Linked DNA regions of Homo sapiens: region 1 is linked to region 2. The links are chromatin contacts, found by Hi-C or POLR2A ChIA-PET in ENCODE. All regions are on one chromosome and are shown on one strand. The core of a region is the stretch at or near the end of the contact, and the rest is flanking DNA. Distances in the headings are between cores, read along the strand shown. Region 1 holds the start of DNAJB2 (DnaJ heat shock protein family (Hsp40) member B2). Region 2 holds the start of TMBIM1 (transmembrane BAX inhibitor motif containing 1).

What was found. Hi-C counts contacts between places; a loop is a spot of excess contacts on that map. ChIA-PET counts read pairs that join two places held with the same protein, here RNA polymerase II (POLR2A). Pooled maps may share reads with other maps.
Region 1: a pooled map shows a loop between it and region 2 (4-fold over the local background). The contact joins the promoter of DNAJB2 here to the promoter of TMBIM1 in region 2. A Hi-C loop is called at or near these places in 1 of 168 maps with a recorded cell type or tissue (gastrocnemius medialis), 1 of 37 single-sample maps with no recorded cell type and 7 of 50 pooled maps. POLR2A ChIA-PET finds 5 or more read pairs at or near these places in 2 of 52 experiments (CD8-positive, alpha-beta memory T cell and HepG2).

What each region holds. Positions count from the first base shown.
Region 1 is chr2:219,277,901-219,280,615 of GRCh38, reverse strand. It overlaps DNAJB2 (DnaJ heat shock protein family (Hsp40) member B2), which reads right to left and starts at 1,250. Exons shown (of 9, transcript NM_006736.6): 1 at 1,098-1,250; 2 at 718-818; 3 at 1-38. The coding sequence starts at 782. RefSeq lists silencers at 926-1,405, 2,647-2,715 and an enhancer at 2,426-2,715.
Region 2 is chr2:218,291,126-218,293,825 of GRCh38, reverse strand. It overlaps TMBIM1 (transmembrane BAX inhibitor motif containing 1), which reads left to right and starts at 1,323. Exons shown (of 12, transcript NM_022152.6): 1 at 1,323-1,360. The region is part of intron 2 of PNKD (PNKD metallo-beta-lactamase domain containing); the gene reads right to left. RefSeq lists enhancers at 1-645, 828-1,790, 1,791-2,700 and a silencer at 1,066-1,545.

The sequences.
Region 1 (2,715 bases), core at 1-2,500, 990 kb before region 2:
TTTTGTCTGGGTGCCACTGGAGAGCCTTGCGCCGATACCTGCAGAAAGTGGGTGCAGAGGAGAGAGTCGGGGGACAAATGCAGGCACTTCCCACCCAGGAACCGAACGACCTGTTTTCCCATTAGCCTATCACTGTCCTTTCACCCCCGGGTCCCAGTCCACCCCAGCTGCTAGGGCTGCCGCTGCTGTGATATTTTCATCAAGTTCCACCCTCTCTCCTCCGCCACCAGTGCTGGGACCACATGTACAAGCGGATACAATGCCAGGGTCCCTAGCCCCTCCCTAGGGCTCACTGGACTGGGGCTGCAAAGGTTGGGGCACATGTGGCCTCGAAGAGTACAGGGACACCGGCCCCTCCTCCTCATAGAGCCTCTTTGCACTGCATCTTTGCACTGCAGCCTGAGAATGCCCAAATCTAGGGGGAAGGGGGAGGGGAGGGGAAAGGAGGAGGAGGAGGAGGAGGAGGGGAAGATCAACTGGAGAACAACCCATAACACAGTGCAGCTCCCAGAGGAACTAACTACTTCACTCTCTGGACGTTCTCCTTGTACTCTACCAGGGGTCTCTTTCCTCCCTGCAGGTGTCACTCGGAAGAAGCACCCCAGTGCTTTCTAACGACCTGGTTCCCTCAGACACCTACAGGTGTCACTCTGAAGTGCCCCATGGTGGTGGCGGGTGGAGGGTGAGAGGTCTTCTGTTGCATACGGAGGCACTTACGCCTTCTTGATGTCATCAGCGGACGCACTTCGCGGCACGTCTAGGATCTCGTAGTAGGATGCCATGGCAACTGGTCAGTCGTCAGGCGGGCCTCCTTGGGGCTGCAGAAGAGAAGGAGTCAGGCGGAAAGAACCAAGAGCCCCACCCTGTGGCTGCAGCAGTCCCCCTCCCCGGGTGGCGGAAGGCGCTCCCAGTTGGAAGCGGAGCACACCGGGCTCTGCTTGCGGCCGGTGACTAGGCTCCCTCCGGCAGCCTTATCTGCCCCCGCAGGCCGGGGCCAAGAGCTATCTCGACGCCCAGGCCCAGGAGCCCTATCGGGGCCCCCCAACTCCAGCAGTCCGATCCAGGGCCCCCAGCCTGACCCGGGCCCCCGGCCGCACCTCCTCCGCCAGGAGTCCCGGCCTCCTGCGGCGCCCCGCCCCTGCCCCCCGCCGGGAACCGTCTGGCACCCGCAGCCCGGCTCGCGGCTGCTGCGTAGGACGCGCCCGGCCCAGCTGTGCGCGCAGGCATGCGTCAGCGGTGCGGAAACTACTAGAGACGGGGAGAAGGCCGGCTCCGCCTGTCCCCTGGGGGGGTGGGGGCCTGCAGGGGCTGCCGGGAGAAGAGGGCGGAGCCGGCTATTTTGGGCACACACCAGGACGACGTCAGCCCCAGCTGGGACCTGGGAGACTGCGGCCCCGCCTCCATCCAAGCGAGAAGCGCTCGCACGGAGGCTGGGGCAGCCCACAAACAAGCCGCTCGGCCCCCAGGTTCCTCTGTCACTTTCTTATAAACATGAGCGATGATCCATGCTTACTCACCCACCTCGAGGACTCAGACTCTTCCCTCCCTCCCCCCACCACGGTTCTAACTCCTCCCCCTTCTTCAGCTCCCAGCTCCAGCCCCAGGTCCCCCAGCAGGCTGCCCTGGCTTTCCTGAGTAGGTCAGAACTGCCTTTTACAGCATCTCGTGGCATTTCCTTCATCAGGCTTGTTAGAGCCACAAATTAGCATTTATTGGTTTGATTATTTTTTATTACCATTCACCTCCCCCACTAGAATGTCGATTTCACAGGACAGGAATTGTGTGTTTTTTCTCACTGGTCTATTAGAGCAGTCGTAGGGGTTCAAAACTACCCGTGGGATGAATAAATAATGAACACCTGCAAACCTCTTGTTGACAGTTTTGACACATTTGGGGGAGGTGAGGTAAAGGGGGCCGTACAACGGAATTCCCCAGGTTCAAGTCTTCCCAAACTGATCCTGAGTAGGCCTATTCCACTTCAAAATGCTCCCTGGGTTCAGGCCTCATTGGAGAGTTAGGAAACCTTCCAGAACTGGCTCCTGCTTGATCCCATCCAGGCCAATCCAAAGGCGTTAGCTGAGCATTTTTCTGCATTCAAGATGCTGCCAGGCCGTATAAAGAAGAATGTGGCCCAAGCCCTGCCTTTGCAGAGCTTGAACTTGATAAGATACCAGCCCATCAGTGTAGCCCGCTGGGAAACCCGAGGCTTTGGAAACAGAGTACAACCTGGCATTACTGTGAGACTTGGGAAAATCTCTGAGCACTCTTTTTTTCTCACTAAATATAGGTAGTGCCTAGGGTTGTTTGAAAGTCAAATGAGACATGGTACGAATTAGGTGTTACTGCGGTCCTGCTGGCATCGTGATTGGCTCAAGCAATAATGGTTATGTGAGTCCAGAAAAGTGCTTTAGGCTGGGGGACCCAGGAATACTTCGCCAACGAGAAGGGTTTGAGGCGGACGTGAGAGAAGAAGGTGGTGTGAGTGTCCTGGTTTCCTGGCTGCCCACCATCAGAACCTCCTGCCTACATTTGGGGAATTCCCATCGCAAGGGCCCTAATGGAAAGCAGGCCACCATTTGCCACAAAGCCCCAATGCTTGCTCTCCCTGACTCGGCTCTGGGGTTGCAGGCAGAAGACATGAGCTCCGCCAATCGGATGCTCCAACTGGGACTTTGAATCTGGAGCAAGTCACGGAATAGCAAGGCTGGTTTAGGA
Region 2 (2,700 bases), core at 74-2,573:
AGCCTATGCAACAACGTGAAAACCCATCTCTACAAAACAAACAAACCAAACAAAACAAACAAGCAAACAAACAAAATTAGCTGGGTGTAGTGGCACACACTTGTAATCCCAGCTACTCAGGAGGCTGAGGCCGGAGAATCACTTGAAACCAGGAGGAGGATGCAGTGAGCCGAGATGGCGCCACTGCACTCCAGCCTGGGTGACAGAGCGAGACCCTGTCTGGAAAAAAAAAAAAAAAAAAAAAAGGACATTCAGTGGTGGTGTGGTGCTGACCTATAGCTATTAACATGAGATAAGCACTTTAAACAGAGTTGGTCAACTACTGGCAGCCTTGGTGTCATGGAAAGAACTTGGACTTTGGAACCACAGAAACTCAGGCAAGGCTCGGTAATGTTTCTCTTTTTAAATTGAGACAAGGTCTCTCTATGTTGCCTAGGCTGGGTCTCCAACTCCTGGGCTCAAGCCATCCTCTGGCCTTGGCCTCCCAAAAGTGCTAGGATCGCAGGTGTGAGTCACCATGCCCAGGCTCCAGTAATATTTCAGAACTTCCTCAAAACTGTTTCCTCCTTTGCTACTGCATTCTTCACTGAGATGAGGGTTAAGACCTACCTAACAGTAGTAATCTACATCTCAATGTAGGACTTCTGAATTCTGACTTGAGGAAAGCACCTGCTTTCCTGGTTGAGTAATTATAAACAGAGATTCTAGGTTTGCATGTTTGCAGTTTTAAACTCGAAAAGTGCATTTATCTCAAAAACACAGAATTATCAAGGATTTTAATTACTGATTTATTTGTAATGTAAAAATGGGAAACAAACGGCCTCCAGTAGGAAATTAATTTAATCCGCATAGCCATGCAATGGAATACTTCACGGCATTAAGATTGTGCTTTTGAAGACTATTTAGTGAGAAGAAAAATGTTCATCATAAAACAGTAAAAAGAAGGGCAGTAAACAAAACACCATACAATATACCCCACTGTAGAAAAACAAAATACATACAGAAATGTAATAGCCAAAGAAGGACCCAAAGCGAACGCTTCCCCCTGGGAACTAGGAGGGGTGGAGAGAAATTACTTTCTTCCCTGCATTTCTGTGTCTTTTCTAGCTTCCTATCAGTATCATGTATTGCCTTTAAATCCGAAAATACCCCTGTGTTATTAGTGAGGCGTCGTCGGGGCTCTGAGAGGCGCGCGCGCCCGGGACAGACCCCTGCGCCCCCTGGCGGCGCCCTGAGGCCCCGCCCCACGAGGCCGGCGCGACGGGGCGGGGCGCGGAGCCCCAGCCGAGCCTAGCCCTGCCCGGCCCCGGAGGACTTGCAACACTCCGAGGCCAGGAACGCTCCGTCTGGAACGGCGCAGGCAAGCCAGGGGGCCGGGGCCGGCGCCGTTGGGGACTGTGGGCGGTGGGGACTGGTCCAGGGCTGGGGCGGCCATGCGCCGGGGCGCCTAAACTTTTCGGAGCGCGCTCCCGGCTTGCCCGCTCCTGGGCCCAAGGAGCCCGTTCCAGATGGGGATCTCCCCTCCTGGCCCTTGGCGTTTCGCTCTCCCTGGGCGCGCGGGTGGGCGGCCGGGTCTGTGGCACCTGGTTAGCCTTGGGAGCCCAGCAGCGTGTTGTGGGCACTGGTGAGCGGAGCCAGGGTCTGGGGGTGTCCTCGTGTTCCCTCTTTCGGGCACGAGTGGCCTCTCTGTCGCAGGGCCTATCCACCATGCCAGCCCGAGTGGCCAGCTGTGTGGGATGAGGGCTTTCATGGCCCTCAGCTGGTGAGAAGAGGGAAGAGGGAGGGGAGACAGCCAGGGCCTGGCACGGACCCCAGGTTGCCCCCACACGCGCTGAGGCCAGTCTCGGTGTAGACAGGTGAATATTTAAGGGGTGGGGAAGGGGGGGTCCTAGCTTGCAGCTGGGGCAGAAGCCAATGAGCAGCTCAAGTGTTTGGCATGGGGAAGTGGCCACCTCTATCACCATGACTTTGCCCTCTGCCAGTCCCACTTCCAGCCACTGTTTCCCGGCTGGGTTCACAGAACTACAGGGGAGTAACATCCTCCTCGTGACTTCTTTGGGTTAGAGTGAAAACAAAACAGAGAAACGGGAAAAGGGAAAGCAAGTGGAGAGACTGGGGCAGGAGCCAGGGACCAGTGGGAGGAAGCAGAGGGAGGCTGCTGGGAGGCCAGGCCCTGGCCTTGTGGGGTCGGCACCAATTCTTGTCCTATGGGGTCTCCATCTCCTCTCCCTCCTCTGTGGCCTCTACGTGGTACCCAGGAGTTTGGGGTTCTACCTGAGCACCCTGGACATGGGATAAGTAGGCCTGGGAACGCAGGTCAGAGCCAGATGTCATGGAAGGGCCCTCAGGTGTCCAGTTCTCTGGGCTCTGAAATATTCATCTCATTAGTGAGCTTTGGTTTCCAAGCTGGCGACTTTGGGCTGGCCAGTGGTGGCAGGGGAGCCAGGTGCCTCCTGGGGCTGCTTTATTGGCGCAAAGGGGGAGCCATACTTCCTTCTCACCTGCCTCCTCTCTCTGTCTCTCCAGTCATGAGGATCCAGAGAACCAGTTTATAGCTTAAATGGAAGAGGCAGGACCACAGTGTCAGGGGCCCTGTCTTTCTGTGCTATGACCTCAAGGCCTCACTTGTAAAAATGAGCCCTTCAGAGAGGTAATGATGGGTTATCCTGTAAGTGTTGGGAGAGCCTCATGTCATGAGCT